Linked DNA regions of Homo sapiens: region 2 is linked to region 1. A link is a loop called in an ENCODE intact Hi-C map of the cell type or tissue named here. Cell type or tissue: PC-9. All regions are shown on one strand. Each heading gives the region's core, and the rest is flanking DNA. Links, peaks and the distances in the headings are about the cores only. Region 1 overlaps LOC105370686 (a long non-coding RNA gene). Region 2 overlaps TNFAIP2 (TNF alpha induced protein 2).

Region 1 (8,321 bases), core at 187-8,186:
GAGTAGTATTAGCAGGGTCCCTGAGTTTGTTACCATCACAGACATTGTCCTGCTGCGTTTCAGTTGTAGCAGATCTAGAAGTGTCAGTGAGGCTCACCATTTGAACCCATAGCAGCTATTAGATCAGCCATAGACCTGCCTAATAACAGTAAAGATCATTATATCACCCAGTTACTGTTTTAAAAACACTTGGTAATATTTTCAATATATTTGGTTTCATTTGTAACCTTATGTATTTTATGTTATGCTGTATAAATGGTACCCTGAAAAGGGCTCTATAGTTTTTACTACATTGGCAAAGGGGTCCAGAGCACAAGATCCAGAATCCGTCTGGTGGGGAAGGGAAGGATTCCTTTGTGGGGCAGGCAGGGCATGTCAGGAAGGCTTCACTGTGTGGAGGAGCCTTACACAGGGTTTTTTTTTTTTGTTTCTTGAGACAGTCTCACTCTGTCACCCAGGCTGGAGTGCAGTGGTGTGATCACAGCTCACTGCAGCCTCTAACTTCCAGGCTCAAGCGATCCTCCCACTGTAGCCTCCCAAGTAGCTGAGACTACAGGCGTGCACCACCACACTCAGCTAATTTTTAATTTTTTTTTTTTGGTAGAGATGGGGTTTTGCTACATTGCTCATGCTGGTCTTGAACTCCTGGGGTCCAGTGATCCTCCTGCCTTGGCCTCCCAAAGTGCTGGGATTAGAGGCTTGAGCCACCACACCTGGCCCCCTATTGGCTTTATGGAGAATATAAAACTTGTCCCTTTTTGTCATGAAAAAGCCATCTGGTGGCTGTCCTTAGCTCCAGGCCTGGCTCCCAGTCAGTGACTCTGACCCACAGGGAACTAAACCCACCTAGAAAGGGACATGGATTTGCAATGCCTAATTGAGTATTTTAATTTAGTCCTATGATATTTTAGTTTGAAACTAAAAGGAATTTAGTAAAGGGAGTGTGGCCAATGTTTAAGGACCAAAGACCTAGGGAATGTTTTGTTTGTTATTCAATTGCAGTATTTGAAGCAATTAAATATATAATTTAAAAGGTTTAAGAGTTCTCATTTAAACCAGCTTGTAAATGAGACTGAACGTAAACCACAAGCCCCTCTGTAAACAGTTGTTAGAACTGGCTGGATTTATCCACAGCATGGTCAGGTTTTTAAGCTGATCTTCAACACTTAAGGAAAAACTAGGTTTTTAAGTGTAGAACTTTAATACCTTAAATATATATATTTTAAAACCGAAGTAACTGCCACTAGTCATTTATGTGCACAGAAGTCTTTCTTTCTGTTTTTTTTTGGCTCACTGCAGCCTCCGCCTCCTGGGTTCAAGCGATTCTCCTGCCTCAGCCTCCTCAGTAGCTGGGACTACAGGTGTCTAGCACCATGCTTGGCTAATTTCTGCAGTAGAGACGGGGTTTCACCATGTAGGCCAGGTGGTCTCAAACTCCTGACCCCAAGTGATCCTCCCGCCTCAGCCTCCCGAGGTGCTGGGATTATAGGTGTGAGCCAGCACACCCGGCCTGCAGAAGTCTTTTTTTTTTTTTTTTTTGAGACAGAGTCTTGCTCTGTCGCCCAGGCTGGAGTGCAGTGCCGTGATCTCGGCTCACTGCAAGCTCCGCCTGGCGGGTTCACGCCATTCTCCTGCCTCAGCCTCCCGAGTACCTGGGACTACAGGCACCCACAACCACGCCCGGCTAATTTTTTTTTTGTATTTTTAGGAGAGACGGGGTTTCACCGCATTAGCCAGGATGGTCTCGATCTCTTGACCTTGTGATCCGCCCGCCTCAGCCTCCCAAAGTGCTGGGATTACAAGCGTGAGCCACTGCGCCCGGCCAGAAGTCATCTTTAAACATCTTTAAACCTCTTCCTGTGGCATCCGCAGGCCCTTGAGATGCTCATCCGAATCTGCTCACCCGTGGGCCTTGGAAGGAGGAGGCTGAATTCCTCCCAGCTGTGGCTTCCCCTGTGGAATGGGATACTCCAGGTCTCCTGGCCTAAGGAAGCGGGGGCTGGGACTCACTGAAGGCTGTAACATTGGGTTGGGGGTTACAACCAGCAGTTTTAAAAAAACGGAGTAGAACTAGGGTTACCAGGTGAATTACAGGATACCCAGTCATATCTGCATTTCAGATAAGTAACTTTTTTAAAGTGTGTATGTCCCAAATATTCTATGGGGTGGAACACACTAAAAAAAAAGTATTTACCTGAAATTCAAATAGCAGGTGTCCTGTATTTGTATTGCTCAATCTGGCAATCCTAAGTAGAATGGAAGAGAAAGTGTGGGAAGGGGCCAGGGCGTGCAGGGGAAATGTGATTGCCTGTGCATTTGTGGGCATGTATTGTAAATACCCACGTGTTTCTTAACTGTGGGTTGGAGCCAGCAGTGAGAAGCCGCTGTCCCTAGTGGTTGTGAGGGCTACGTGTGAGGCTGCCGCAAAGCCGCTTAACAGCGCCCGGGGAGTAACGGGGGCTCACGCCTGTAATCCCAGCACTTTCGGAGGCCAAGGCGGGTGGATCACCTGAGGTCAGGGGTTTGAGACCAGCCTGGCCAACATGGTGAAGCCCTGTCTCTACTAAAAATAAAAAAAATTAGCCTGACATGGTTGCACGTGCCTGTAATCCCAGCTACTTGGGAGGCTGAGGCAGGAGAATTGCTTGAACCCAGGAGGCGGAGGTTTCAGTGAGCCGAGATCGCACCACTGCATTCTGGCCTGGGCGACAGTGAGACTCCATCTCAAAAACAAACAAACAAACAAAAAACCCAGAAAACAGTATGTAGTTTATAGGATAAGGATATAAAGAAAAAATATATGGCTGGGCACAGTGGCTCACACCTGTAATCCCAGCACTTTGGGAGGCCGAGGCGGGAGAACTCCCGAGGTCAGGAGTTCGAGACCAACCTGACCAACAGGGAGAAACTCCATCTCTACTAAAAATACAAAATTAGCAGGGCGTGGTGGTGCATGCCTGTAATCCCAGCTACTTGGGTGGCTGAGTCAGGAGAATCGCTTGAACCCGGGAGGCAGAGGTTGCAGTGAGCCGAGATCACGCCATTGCACTTCAGCCTGGGCAACAAGACAGAAACTCTGTCTCAAAAATTAAAAAAAAAAAAAAAAAGGAAAGAAAATATTTTTATACAGGTGTACAATGTGTGTTTTAAGCTAAGTGTTATTACAAGAGTCCAAATGTTTTTTAAAAAGTAAAAGGTATATAAAGTTAAACCATTACAGTAAGTTAAGGCTAATTTGTTATCAAAGAAAGAAAAATATTTTTTATGAACTTAGTGTGGCCTAAGTGTCAGTGTTTACAAAGTCTACAGTAGTGGCCAGTAATGTCCTAGGCCTTCACATTCACTCACCACCCACTTGTGACTCACCCAGAGCCACTTCCAGTCCTGCAAGCTCCATTCATGGTAAGTGCCCTAAACCTGTGTGTCATTTTTTACTTTTTATGCCATACTTTTACTGTACCTTGTCTATGTTTGTATCTGTTTAGATACACAAATACTTTTTTTTTTTTGAGACAGAGTCTGGCCCTGTCACCCAGGCTGGAGTGCAGTGGTATGATCTCAGCTCACTGCAATCTCCACCTCCTGGGTTCAAGCGATTCTCCTGCCTCAGCCTCCCAAGTAGCTGGGACTACAGGCACCTACCACCATCCCCAGCTAATTTTTGTATTTTTAGTAGAGATGGGGTTTCACCATGTTGGCCAGGCTGGTCTTGAACTCCTGACCTCAGGTGATCCACCTGCCTCGGCCTCCCAAAGTTCTGGGATTACAGGCGTGAGCCACCATGCCTGGCCTAGATCCACAAATATTAATACTTACCATTGTGTCACAATTGCCTACAGTATTCAGTACAGTCCCACGTTGTACAGGTGTGTAGTAGGCTGCCTCATCTAGGTCTTTGTCATGATGTTCACGCAGCCACGAAATTGCCTAATGACACCTCTCAAAATGTATCCCTGTTGTTAAGCAACACATGACTGTATACATAGATACATTTGAAAATAAATTTTTATTTAAAAAGAATATTTGTTTAGAAATAATATTTATTTTAAAAGAATGACAAAGCCATAACATGTTAACATTAGTCATTATTTTTAAATGAAAAATAAGTATGTTCTGAAACCACAACAACAAAGTTAACAATAAGGGTGGCATTAGTTTTCATTTTTGTCAATATCTTTATGGTCTGGCTTGATAGGAGACAGGTAGATTCTCATATCTGCTTCTGCATGAGTCTGTTGTGATACGTTGTTTTGGTTGAAGTTTGTGGGGAATATTCAGCCGCTCACAGACATGCTGTTGGAAAAGGATGAGTAATTCAATACAGTCTTTAGATAGTTGTGACTATCCTTCTTTGATACCACACCAAAACTGGAGATGTTTAAAGATTAGTTATCATGATTATTTAAAGATTCTTTAAAAGATGAGTTATAATCAAAGATTGGTTAAAATGTGGATTAAAGGTTAGTTATAATGTGGATTCGAGATTATAATCTTTAAACTGAAAGGGTCTTGTACATTTTCATTTACTTTATGTATATGATGTGAAGTAGAGCTCCAACTTCGTTCTTCTGCAGGTGGCTCTCCGCTCTCCCAGCTGAAGAAAAGACTGTTCTTTCCCCACTTCACCCTCACATTTGGGGGTCAATTGATTTTGATGAGAGTGCCTTGGCTCTCATCAAAATCAACTGACCCCTAAATGTGAGTTTCTTTCTGGAATCTCAGTTCTATTGTATGGGTCTATATGTCTGTCTTTATACAAGCACACACAGGTTTGACTACTGTAGCTTTGTAGTAAATTTTGAAATCAGAAAGTGTGAATCCTCCAATCTTTGCTCTTTTTCAAGATTTTTTTTTGGCTGTCTGGGTTCCTTGAGTTTCTACATGAATTTTAAGATCAGCTTAATTCCTACAAAGAAGCCAGCTGAGACTCTGATGGGGATTGTCTTGAATCAATGTTCTTTTTGCTATAACTTATAGAGTAAATTAAACAACTGAAGGAAGGTCCCTGTGAGCTGCAGTCCCGGGAGAAGAGGAAACCCTTCAACATGGATTCTGGAAAGAACAGCCTTGGCTTTCTTCTGAACAAAAAGTTCTGGCCCAGCTGGACCCGGGGTGGGCACCGGGAGTGCAGGCTGCTAGTCCTCTCCTGCCAGCTTTGCGAGGCGTGGGGAGCACCTGCAGCATGGCTCACCTGAACCCAGTCCCCAGGCCCATGGCCTCCGAGAGATGAACACTGGCTGCCCAGAAGCAGGTGTGGGTAGGAGGGCAGAGGGACTGCCCGCAGGCGTCCCTGGGCTCCCTGGCTCCTTTCTGCTGATGTGCCGCCTCAGTCGGACAGAGGTTTCAACACACTTGTACCCTTCTCAACACAGGCCAGGCGTCTCCGGGGCCTGGAAGAAAACCAAGGTCAGGGGATCTCCTAGTTCAACAAGGGAGAACAACATGTAAGGAAGATAAAAATTAAAGCCGTGTCGGATGTGAGACACCCAGGGTCTCATATGACAAGACGCGAGTGGACTGCAGGCTGGGGCGGAGCTGTGGAGAGGGAAGACCCGGGGTGGGGCCGGGGAGAGGGGAGGCCGGGGCGGGGTGGGGGTGAGCAGTGGGATCCAGGAAGGTTCTCAGAGGAGAAGATGCCCACCCACACTGGGATTACAAGGAAGATAGGAATTTGTCAGAGGGCAAGGGGACAGCGGGAGGGAGTGACCAAGGGGGTCAGCAGGGGCAAAGGCCAGGAGGTGGTCACAGTATAGGTGTGTGTGGGGATGGAAGGTGTCAGCACAGCTGAGGCTGGGGAAGGGACAGGCAGGGCATCCCCGTCCTCGAGAGCCAGGCCAGAGCACTCGGGGACTGTCCTATGGCCAGCAGGAACCTGAAGGGCTTAGGAACATCCCCTGGCAGCCAGACACAGGATGGAGGGGAGGGCGCGGGACGGTGAAACCCTCTTCTTCTGGAACTCAGCCCCTCTGTCTGGGAGACACAGGAAGGAACTGCCAGGGCTGTGGACTTGCACAGTCTTGCCTGAACTATCTCATCCCTGGCAGTTTTGTTTGTTTGTTTTTTGTTTGTGTTTTAAAGATAGGGTCTTACTCTGCCACCTAGGCTGGAGTGTGGTGGCACAATCATGGTTCACCGCAGCCTTGGCCTCCCTGGCCCAGGTGATCCTCTCACCTCAGCCTCCGGAGGACCTGGGTCCACAAGCACACACCAGCACACCCAGCTAATTTTTATTTTATTTTATTTTATTTGTAGCGATGGGGGTCTCACTATCTTGCCCAGGCTGGTCTTAAACTCCTGGGCTCAAGTGATCCTCCTCCCTCAGCCTCCCAAAGTGCACCTGATATTACAGGCATGAGCAGCTGCGCCTAGACCCTGGCAGCCTTTTGAAATGGAATGTATCTGTCACCATCTTTGCAGATTAGGAAGCCAAGGCTAAGAGAAAAGAGTGACTTCTTCAGGGTCACCCTGTCATCCATGTCGGTGGGGAAAACCCTGGACAGCCCCACGCTACCCTGATTTCTTTCCCTCATCTCTGTCCTCAGACTGGTCAGCAGGGCATGCAATGCCCACCAGAGGGCACCAAAGGCCAGATTTGCCGTGCACTCCCACACCGTTTTGAGTCTCAGATGCGGCCTCCATTGATTAGAGTCTCAGATGCGGCCTCCACTGATTGAGTCTCAGATGCAGCCCCATTGATTGAGTCTCAGATGCAGCCCCTATTGGTTGAGATCCCCAGGTGCAGCCTCCACTGATTGAGAGCTTCACATGCAGTCCCCATTGATTGAGAGTCTCAGAGGCAGCTCCCATTGATTAAGTTTCAGATGCAGCCCCTGTTGATTGACTCTCAGATGCAGCCCCCATAGACTGAGAGCCCCAGAGGCAGCCCCACTGATAGAGAGTCTCAGATGCAGCCCCCATTGATCGAGAGTCTCAGATGCAGCCCCTATTGATTGAGTCTCAGATGCAGCCCCTGTTGATTGAAAGTCTCAGGTGCAGCCCCCATTGACTGAGAGTCTCAGAGGCAGTCCCCACTGATTCCCAGACACAACCCTCAATGACTCTCAGATGCAGCCCCTATTGATTGAAGTCTCAACTGCAGCCTCCATTGATTGGCAGTCTCAGATGCAGCCCCATAGACTGAGAGCCCCAGAGGAAGCCCCATTGAGAGCTCCAGAGCAGCCCCCATTGATAGTCTCAGATGCAGCCCCCATTGATAGAGAGTCTCAGATGCAGCCCCCATTGACTGAGAGGTTCACACGGAGCCCCCACTGAGTGACAGCTTCAGATGCAGCCTCCATTGATTGAGAGATTCAGATGTGGCCCCCATTGATTGAAAACTTCAGAATCAGCCTCCATTGATTGAGAGCCCCAGATGCAGCCTCCATTGAGAGCTTCACATGCAGCCCCCATTGCTTGAGTGTCTCAGATGCACCCCCCACTGGTTGAGAGTCTCAGATGCATCCCCCATTGATTGAGAGCTTCACGTGTAGCCCCCATTGCTTGAAAGTCTCAGATGCAGCCCCTGTTGATTGAAAGTCTAAGATGCAGCCCCCAATGACTGAAAGTCTCAGAGGCAGTCCGCACTGATTCTCAGACACAACCCTGAATTACTCTCAGATGCAGCCCCTATTGATTGAAATCTCAAATGCAGCCCGCATTGATTGAGAGTCTCAGATGCAGCCCCCATTGACTGAGAGGTTCACATGGAGCCCCCACTGAGTGACAGCTTCAGATGCAGCCTCCATTGATTGAGAGATTCAGATGCGGCCCCCATTGATTGAGAGCTTCAGAATCAGCCTCCATTGATTGAGAGCCCCAGATGCAGCCTCCATTGAGAGCTTCACATGCAGCCCCCATTGCTTGAGTGTCTCAGATGCACCCCCATTGATTGAGAGCTTCACGTGCAGCCCCCATTGCTTGAGAGTCTCAGATGTACCCCCCGTTGCTTGAGAGTCCCGGATGCACCCCTCATTGATTGAGAGCTTCACACGCAGCCTCCATTGATTGAGAGTCTCAGAGGCAGCTCCCATTGATTAAGTCTCAGACACAACCCCTATTGATTGACTCTCAGATGCAGTCCTCATTGACTGAGTCTCAGATGCAGCCCCTATTGACTGAGAGTCTTAGATGCAGTCCTCATTGATTGAGAGTCTCAGATGCAGGCCCTATTGACTGAGTCTCAGATGCAGCTCCTATTGACTGAGAGCCTCAGAGGCAGCCCCATTGATTGAGAGCCCCAGAGCAGCCCCCACTGATTGAGAGCTTCAGATACAGCCCCCAGTGATTGACAGCTTCACATGCAGCCCCCAGTGATTGACAGT
Region 2 (8,321 bases), core at 241-8,240, 170 kb after region 1:
GGCCTTGGCCACAGTGATGTGACAGTGGTCCTGAGGTGCCCCAGGTTCTCACCTGAAGTCAGGGTAGCAGGTGGCATAAGTGGCCACCTCAATCTTGATGGCACTGGGGTCCTGCAGGCGAATGATCTCGGCCAGCGTAGGGAGAGCAGGCTGCAGCCAGGTCGCCGGGGAGCCCTGCAGGAGTGGGTGTGGTTGGAGGGACCCAGGGGTCCAGAGGCTCGGGTCAGCGACTCGTTGGGCTTAGAGAGGCACCAGCGGCCTATCTCCGACCCTGAAAGGGCTAGGGGAGAAGAGGCAGCCATTTCAGAGGGGCTTGGGAGAGGTGGGCAGCGGCTTACGTGCTGGGTGCAGAAGTGCTGGATGGTGTCAGCATTGGCCAGGATGTACCCAGCCAGCTGCTGCTGCTGCTCGGCCGTCTTGAGGACCAGGCGCCCCTTGCTGAGTTGGATGATGTACTCCTTCACCAGGTGCAGGTGCAAGGCCTCCATGAGCTCCTGGGAGGGCAAGCAGCCAGGGGCGTGTGAGCTGTCTGCTGATGGGGAGCTCGCCACCTCCCTTGAAGCCTTGTAGCCAGGCCTCCAGAGAGAGGCAGATGCCAGAGCAAAAGACTGCACACGTGCTCGTGCGTCCACATGTGTGCGTTCACATGCTCATGCGTTCACATGCGTGTGTGTTCACATGTGCATGCGTTCACGTGTTCACATGTGTGTGTTTACATGCTCGTGCCTTCACGTGTGTTCATATGTGTGCATGTGTTCACATGCTCGTGCATTCACATGTGTGTGTTCACATGCTCGTGCGTTCACATGTTCGTGCCTTCACGTGTGTTCACATGTGCACGTGTTCACATGCTCGTGCATTCACGTGTGTTCACATGTGCGCGTGTGAGCACATGTGCGTGAGTGTACACAGACGTGCTAGTGTGCGTGTCCGGGCTGCCCCCAACTCCCCAAGACCCAGCCACCAGCCCAGAGCCTCCTCACCTCCCGGAAACAGCCCTGCAGCTCTGAGAACTCAGGCAGCCTCGTGTCTACAGTGGCGATGATGTTTTCCAGGGTCTCCACAGGGGCCGCCCAGCGGGTGTGCGTGAACCTCTTGAACAGTGGCTGAGACAGGAGAGGCAGGATGTCTAGTCACGCCCTGGAGAGGAAGGGCTGCCAGCCGCAGACACGCAGACACGCAGACACAGACACACACCGACACATGTGCCTGGTGGAGGGGCGGGGGGCACTCAAGGACTCCCAGGGAACCCGGGCCAACCTCAGGTCCCTGCTCACAGACAGGAAGTGGGAGCCGGCTCTGTGCACCCTTATCCAAGGTCACCCAGTGCGGCTCAGGAGCCAGGAGAGCCTGTCTGCCGGCCCGGAGGCCAAGTCCACTGCCACTTAAATAAATAAATTCCTTCATAAACAAGACCTTGTGCTTGGCTGGGCCAGGGAGATCAGTACCAGGGGATGTGGGGTCACCGCTCGGGCTTCCACCACACTCAGGCCACCCATGGCCGCTAGTCCCTGACACCGGGAAGAGAACCTCTCCCCTTCCTTTTGAGAGACCCCCCACTTTACACCCTGCTAAAGGAACTACTTGTTTTCACAGCATTTTCTGTGGATTTCTTGGCCCATAACAGATATAACCCCAGCTGCCGATGACCCTGAGCCTCAGTTGCTGGGAGTCAGGCGCGGGGATGGGGGTGGATAGGAGGGGCTGAGGGGATTGAAGGAAAGGTGTCTGCAGGCTTGGGACTGGGCTGTGTCTGAATCGGGGAGGGGCAGTGAAACTTTTCCAGGCCCTCCCAGCCCCAGGCGGCCCCTCCCAGCCCCAGGCGGCCCCTCCCAGCCCCAGGCGGCCCCTCCCAGCCCCAGGCGGCCCCTCTCAGGTGAAACCCCAGGACATGATCGGCGGAGTTCAGAGCCTGCTAGGGTCCCCAACCGGGCATCACCGCTGCACCAGAGCTGGCCCACGGTGCCGTCCACAGGCCTGGAGCGTGTCTTCCCCACATCTTTGCTTCTGCCACTCCTCCCTGGGGGCACCTCCCAGTCCCTCCCTGGGAACCCCCCAACACTGGGCTCCTGAGGGCAAGAGGCTCCCGCTACCTTCAGGTCCTCATGCAGGTTCTGGAGCAGGGTGTCAAAGCCGTGGCTCTTGAGCTCACCCAGGGGGCCCAGCAGGAGGCTCAGGGTGTCCTGGGGTACCTGCCAATTCTGCTCCATGGACATCCTGGAAGGTGGAGGCAGAGAGGTCACCCCAGCCCTGCTCAGCCTATAGCCCCATACCCAGGGAGCCAGACAGCCCCCTCTCTTCACTCTAGAACCCTCAATGGCTCCCCATTCTCTATGGGATCAAGTCCTCCCATCCATGTTCTCCATGCCCTCAGGACACTCCTCCACTACATCCCCTTGTAACTGGGGGCAAGTGAGCCTCCTCCAGTGGTTTGCCCATCTGCCTAATAGACAGATCACTATACCTACTTCACAGGGTTGCTTTAAGGATAAGATAATGGGTGAAACATCTGCCTGTGTGCTTGCCCCAGCCAGCACTTGGGAAATGTTTGCTGCTGCTGCTGCAGGCCGTGGAGTCCTCACACATGTTGCTGGTTTGAATTCCACTTCTTGGCCTAAGCAGCTCCTCCTCCCTCCACCTTCCAGCTCCCCTCTCCTGCCCGCTGAGTGACTCCCACTCCCGCAAGCCCCTCCCAACACTCTCACCGGAAGGACAGGCAGTTGTTGATGTTGGCAATAACATTGGCCCTGTAATTCGTCAGCTGCTTGCCTCTCTCCAGAAATTCATTAAAGGCGCGCTGGTAGCTGGCGAAACCAGAAGGGGCACATTCAGGACCAGCCCAAACACTGGGACCACAGCAGCAGCCTCCCTGCCCTCCCTGCCAGCTCCTGGGGTTCACTTTTCTGTTTGGCTGCCCATAGCCAAGGGAGGGGCCGCTAGCCCCTGGGCATCATGGAACTGGCTTCACAAGCTAAGGCTTGGGCTCCTGAAGAGGGTACCAGCCCATCTCTGCTGCTCCCAGGCCCTCTCTAGAGTTGGGAGACCAGGTAGGAGTGAGCGTGTGGTTGGCTGGAGAAGCCCTCAGAGGTCGAGAGGGAGAGAGCAGAGAGAATTCAGGTGGTGGAGACTAGGAGTGTTGTATGAAGGGGTGGCGGGGTCTCAGTCCCTCCTGGGGTATCCTCTTTGAAGCTAGAGGCTGCTCTGCTGAGAGCTTTGCTGATGGGGTGGGCGCAAGAGGCTCCCACGTTGAATCCTGGTGGAGGTCAGACCACCTGAGGCTCTCAGTGCCCTGGCTGAGTGGGAAACAACTCCTGGCTCAGAATGACAGGGACAGGGGTAGAGGGCGGGGATCCAGCTCAGCTCCCCACCTGAGGCACTAGGGAGGGGCCGTGGCTCTGAGAGCGGTGGCTACAGGGACCCCATCCTGGGCACACACCCACCTCCTCAGGAACGCAGGCAGCTCCACCAGCAGCACCCGCTTTATCTGTGAGCCCAAGTCCAGCGTGATGCTCTCGGCCTTGGCCTGGGCCTGGGAGGTGATCTGCAGGGTGGTGGTGGGTGAGCTGAGCAGGGGCTCGCCTGGACAAGGGGGCAGGGGACGGGGAGGAAACAGGCGGGAACAGAGGGGGTGCCCCGAGGTGGGCATGGGTATGCACACAGGACGGAATGTGCGTGGGGCTCCCCATGCACGTGCACGGGCGGTACGTGTGCCCTGGGGCAGATTGCAGTACCTGGATGATGTCGATGGCCAGCTCGCTGTGGCAGTGGCCGTCCAGCCTCTGGGGAGGCACATCCTCAGCCCAGCGCCGTGCCTCTAGCTCCAGAGCTCGGTCCATCAACTCCCTCACATTGGCCTGGAGGAGGAGGGGCAGGTCACTGGGGCACTATCCCTCACCTCGCTCACCTGGAAGACCCGTCAAGCTCCCTGCCCATGTCCTGTCTGTCTCCGAGCCTCTCCTCTGCTGCCTCCCTGCCCCTCCCTGGCCCAGGTGGAGACTCACCGCCTCACTGGACAGGAATGTGGCCTCCAGCAGTCGGATCTGCCTGGGGGGCAGGAGGCTCCCGAGCCCCATACCCTGCAGCTCACCCACCAGCTTGGGGCTGTTGATGATGTCACTGCAGGCAGGGGAGGCTGGCATGAGGACAACTATACCAAATCAGCACCACCACTCAAGCTAGAGCCCAGGCCCTCAGCCTTGGTCTCTGGCAGGCCCAGACTGCCCAGCACACCCTCCCGCACCCCCACCCGGTCCCCATTTCAGATGATGGGTCCTCCATCTACTTAGTTTGGTTTGGAACAGAAACTCTGAAGTCATCATGCCTCCTCTGACTCTCTCACCACCCCCCCCCCATTAGGTCCTGCTCCAAAATAGCCCCCAAAATCAGCAGCCTCATGCCACTCTGGCGCCCTGGCCGGCTCCCATCAGCTCCCCGCTGGCTCACTGCAAAAGCCTCCTCCCGGCCTCTCTGCTCCTTCCCTCACCTCCAACAATTCCTTCTTCACCCAGCAGCCAGAGCCACCTTTAAGATCTGATCTTCTTCCTGCTCCAAGACTACCTGTCACCCAGATAAAACCCTGCTCCTACTCACAGCAGCCCTGGAATCCAGCCAGCTCCCAGCCCACTGCGCTCCAGCCCTGCAGGTCTTGGGCATCTCACCAGCCCCGGCCACCTCCCAATCCCAGGGGTAGGCCAGAATGGGCAGGAAGGGCTGCCCCAAACTGCTCCACAGACGCATCTTGGCTCACTGTCCTGGCGCCTCTGCAGCGCCCCAGAGCTCCCAGGGGACTGCCCAGCCCTGGCACTTCCTAAGGGCCCTTTGTCTGCCTAGAGGTTTACAAATGACCTTCTCTCTGCCCCTCACCCAATCCAGATGCAGCTGTGTCCCTCCGTTCCCCACATTTCTGGCACACAGGCTTCAACGATGCCCCCCTGGGCACCCTCTCACCAGGGCTCCATGCCCAGCTTGGCTTTAGTTGCCTGTTGCTAACCCCAGGCCAGCAGACCCCGAGGTCACTGGGACAGAAAGACTGGCAGGCAGGGGTGCAGGTGCCCGGCATTTCCTGGTGAGTCAGGACGAGCAAGCGGGAACTGGCTCTGGGCTGGGTTATCTCTCCCGTGGCCCCTGCCCTGTGCCAGTTCCCCTATGCCCTGCTGACTCCTCTCCCACCCTCTCCACTGGACCCTTTCTCTATCCTTCTGCCAGAGGCTGACCCTTCAACACGAACTGAGCCCACAGGCCACCCAAGGCCCCCGAGACGGCAGACACTGCCCACACTGTCTATACCTCCAGGCTTCCTTCCTAAAGTTTCACACTAGGATCTGGGGCCAGCAGTGGCCAAGCCCCACAATAACAGCCCCTGGACTCCCCCGCCCTGGGCCTTTCCACACTGCAGTAAGCCTCTCTCCATGCAGACCGTGCGAATGACGGGCACGCCCAGGGATCTATGGAGTCAAGGGACGCCTGAGGCTGTACTCAGCAGGGGTACCAGCTGCACAGCCAGCCTCCCACCTGAGGGGCTCCAGCTCTGCGGCGGGCTCACAGGGTAACCCTACACAATGGGGGTCTAACAAGACACGTGGCCCTAGCCCATCACTTGGAACTCTCCTGCCTGGGGGTGCCCGCATAGCTCTGCTCAGCTCCAGAGTGCCCTGGAAGAGGACATGCTCAGGAGCACCGACCTTCCTCTCACCTTCTCCCCTACCTGCCCTATCACCCCTCCTCCTGCCTCCTGGCCTGATTCCCTGGCTCAGAGAAGGACCGCTGGCTTTCACCTCCTCCAGGCTGGCTTCCCTGACTTCTCCAGGCCTGCTTTGGGCCCATGCTCTGCACGGGGCCTGGCCTCTGCTGCCACAGCCCTTCCAGCTCTGGATGGTTATTGATTGCTTTGCCCCCTCCTCAGACTGGGCGCTCGTGAATGAAATCCCTACCATTTTCTGTGCCTCAGTTTCCCCAACAGCAGAATGTGACTGAGGCCCAGGAAATTAAGGATTCCAAGAGCAACGCAGACCCAGCCCCAGCCTTATCCCTGTGTCCAGGCCCAGTCTCTGCCTGTCCAGGCTCTGCCCCAGGGAGTCCAAGTCCCACCCCTGCATTCTCGGACCCAAAACTCTGCAAACACCGACCTCACTAAAAGCTGCCGGCGGCACACCTCGACACCCCTCGACACCCCTCCTACAGAGGACACCCTCCCTGCCGGCCCGGGCCCAGCCCCTGGTCTGCTCACTTGGGGTAGAGGTTCTGCACCCAGAGCAGCAGCATGTAGGTGTCGCGCTCGCACAGCTCGAACTGCGCCACGGCGGCCAGGTGGGCCGCGAAGTGCTGGTGGTAGCTCTCGGCGTAGGCCGCCACGACGCCGAACTCGGCGGGGAACAGCGGCTTCAGCCGCTCCACCACGGCCTCCAGGTCCTCCTTCATGGTGCGGCCCAAGTGCAGAAAGACGCTCTCGGGGACCTCGGCGCCCGCGGCCGGCCGCTGGCCCATGCGCTCCTCGGCCGCCTCCGCCACGCCGCGCCGCCACAGCTGCAGCCAGCGCCGCGGGCGCGTGGCCGCCAGCCCCGAGGTCCCCGGCCCCGCCGCCGCCGCCTGGCGGTCCTCGCGCTCCTGCTCCGCCACCACGGCCAGCGCCTGGCGCAGCCGCTCGGGCGGCGCCTCCAGCGGCCGCCGCAGCACGCCCAGCACCTGGTCGCGCAGCAGCTCGTACAGCGCCTCCACCTTGCTCTGGCGCCGCACCAGCTCCTCCTCGCTCACACCGCCCGCCGCCGCCGCCGCCGCCAGCTCCCGCTCCAGCGCCAGCAGCGGCCGCGCCGCCTCCAGCTGCCCGCGCTCCAGCGCCGCCTTCAGCTCCTCCACTGCGCCGGGAAAGCCGCGTCAGCCCCGGCCCCAGCCCACCGCCCACCGGGCGGGGCGGCCAGCGCCAAGCGGGACCGTCCTCCCCTAGACGCGCACAGGGCCGGCGGCCAACACCCTAAAGGGTGATGTCGGTGTCCCTGACTAGGCTGAAGGCCTCCCAGCCCCCCAGATTGCGGCACAGGTGAAAGCAGGGAGACAGACGCGCCTTCCAGCCCCACTTGCCGGCCCACTGTGCAAGTGGCTCACTCACGCGGATGAGCGCCAACCCCGTCCAGGCCCCAGACTAGCTCTAACCCAGGGTCCTAGAGCACCTGTGGGGGGCGGGCCATCCAGCCCCTGCCTGGACCCGGCTGCGTCCTCGGGCTCCGCTGAGCTGGGCTGACCCTTCTTCTTCTTCCCTTTGGTGAAGACGCAGAACACATTGGCCAGGCCTTTGGACTTCTTCTTCTTCTCCTTCTTCTTCTTCGCCGCCTCTTCCTCCTCCCTATATGGGGCTGCCCCAGCCTCCAGGGGTGGCACCAGGTCCTCAGAGGAGGCCTCCGACATGGAGGCCTCTGACTCTGCCTCTGATGTGGACTGCAACTTTTGGGGGCCTCTAGGCAAGTCGAGGGTGCCTGGCACAGGCTGATGGCTCTAGAGGCCTTGGAAGAAGGTCATCATCTTCAGCATCACCCTGGTTCAGGCCTGCAGGCTCCTGCGGGGTGGGGGTGAAGGCATCAGTGGTCACCATGGACCGGCCCTGGCTCCCAGGCTGGACACACAGCTATGCTGGCTGCATTGAGTACACTCAGTCTGTTTCACCCATTCAGCCACCGGGGCTCTGCTCATCTCCTGGCCCAGATGAGCACCAACAACTGTGCTTCCTCCCTGGCCACGAGCATCTCACCATCTACAGCTCCCCTTCCAATACTTCACAGCCCCAGAAGCAAGGAAGAGGCTGGGGACGCCAAGCCCGCCACACAGAGGGGGACTTTCACTTTACTTGGGCAAATCCTTCCCTGCCAGCCCACCCTCTGGGCAGGAAGCAGGCAATGGACACCTCCCTGGATCCCACGGGACCCTAGGGAAGAGGCGGGGCATGGGCTCTGTCCCTTTGGACAGAGCAGGAACAGAGGTCCAGAAAGGTCTGGGACATGCCGGGGTCTAGAACACCAGAACCGGCCTGAGACTGGAACCCAGCCTCCTCCTGCCCAGACCCAGCCCCTCTGCCATCTTGTCCAGTTCTGATCCAGCGGTGGGGTCACAGAAACACAGCTGCTCCAGCTGGGCCATGAAAGGGGCAGAGCCTGACCAGGATCTACAGAAGCCACAGTGGGTGGGACCTCAGACAGCCTTTCACACATCACTGGGGCAAGGGGCTCAGCAAGTCACAGGGCGGCCTGAAGTCACACAGCAACTCGGGTCCAGAACCCAGGCTTCCTGGCTCCCACCCCCTCCCAAATGGGATCGTAGCATCATCACAAAGGCTT

The links. Hi-C counts contacts between places; a loop is a spot of excess contacts. Peaks named below come from ENCODE experiments on the same cell type or tissue, not always from the same donor. Only the 100,000 strongest peaks of a DNase experiment are listed, where the experiment ranks them.
Region 2: it touches region 1 in a loop (5-fold over the local background); 3 of 110 quality-filtered maps call a loop at or near these places.

What each region holds. Positions count from the first base shown.
Region 1 is chr14:103,291,234-103,299,554 of GRCh38, reverse strand. LOC105370686 (a long non-coding RNA gene) reads left to right here. Exons shown (of 3, transcript XR_944246.2): 3 at 4,978-5,481. Among named protein-coding and RNA genes, the nearest start is that of EIF5, 39 kb to the left of the region's middle. In PC-9, for the core only: CTCF peaks have their summits at 657, 3,331, 6,376, 6,583 (motif pointing right) and 1 weaker place; DNase peaks (open chromatin) are centred at 3,374 and 6,584; H3K27ac peaks cover 2,601 bases.
Region 2 is chr14:103,125,535-103,133,855 of GRCh38, reverse strand. It overlaps TNFAIP2 (TNF alpha induced protein 2), which reads right to left. Exons shown (of 12, transcript NM_006291.4): 2 at 7,164-7,546; 3 at 6,227-6,851; 4 at 4,002-4,116; 5 at 3,732-3,854; 6 at 3,441-3,541; 7 at 2,706-2,804; 8 at 2,094-2,217; 9 at 984-1,106; 10 at 339-494; 11 at 53-174. The coding sequence starts at 7,398. Among named protein-coding and RNA genes, the nearest start is that of TNFAIP2, 6.2 kb to the right of the region's middle. RefSeq lists enhancers at 448-1,016, 1,017-1,587, 4,881-5,646. In PC-9, for the core only: a CTCF peak has its summit at 7,370; DNase peaks (open chromatin) are centred at 4,045, 4,605, 5,055, 5,405 and 4 weaker places; H3K4me3 peaks cover 4,944 bases; H3K27ac peaks cover 7,171 bases.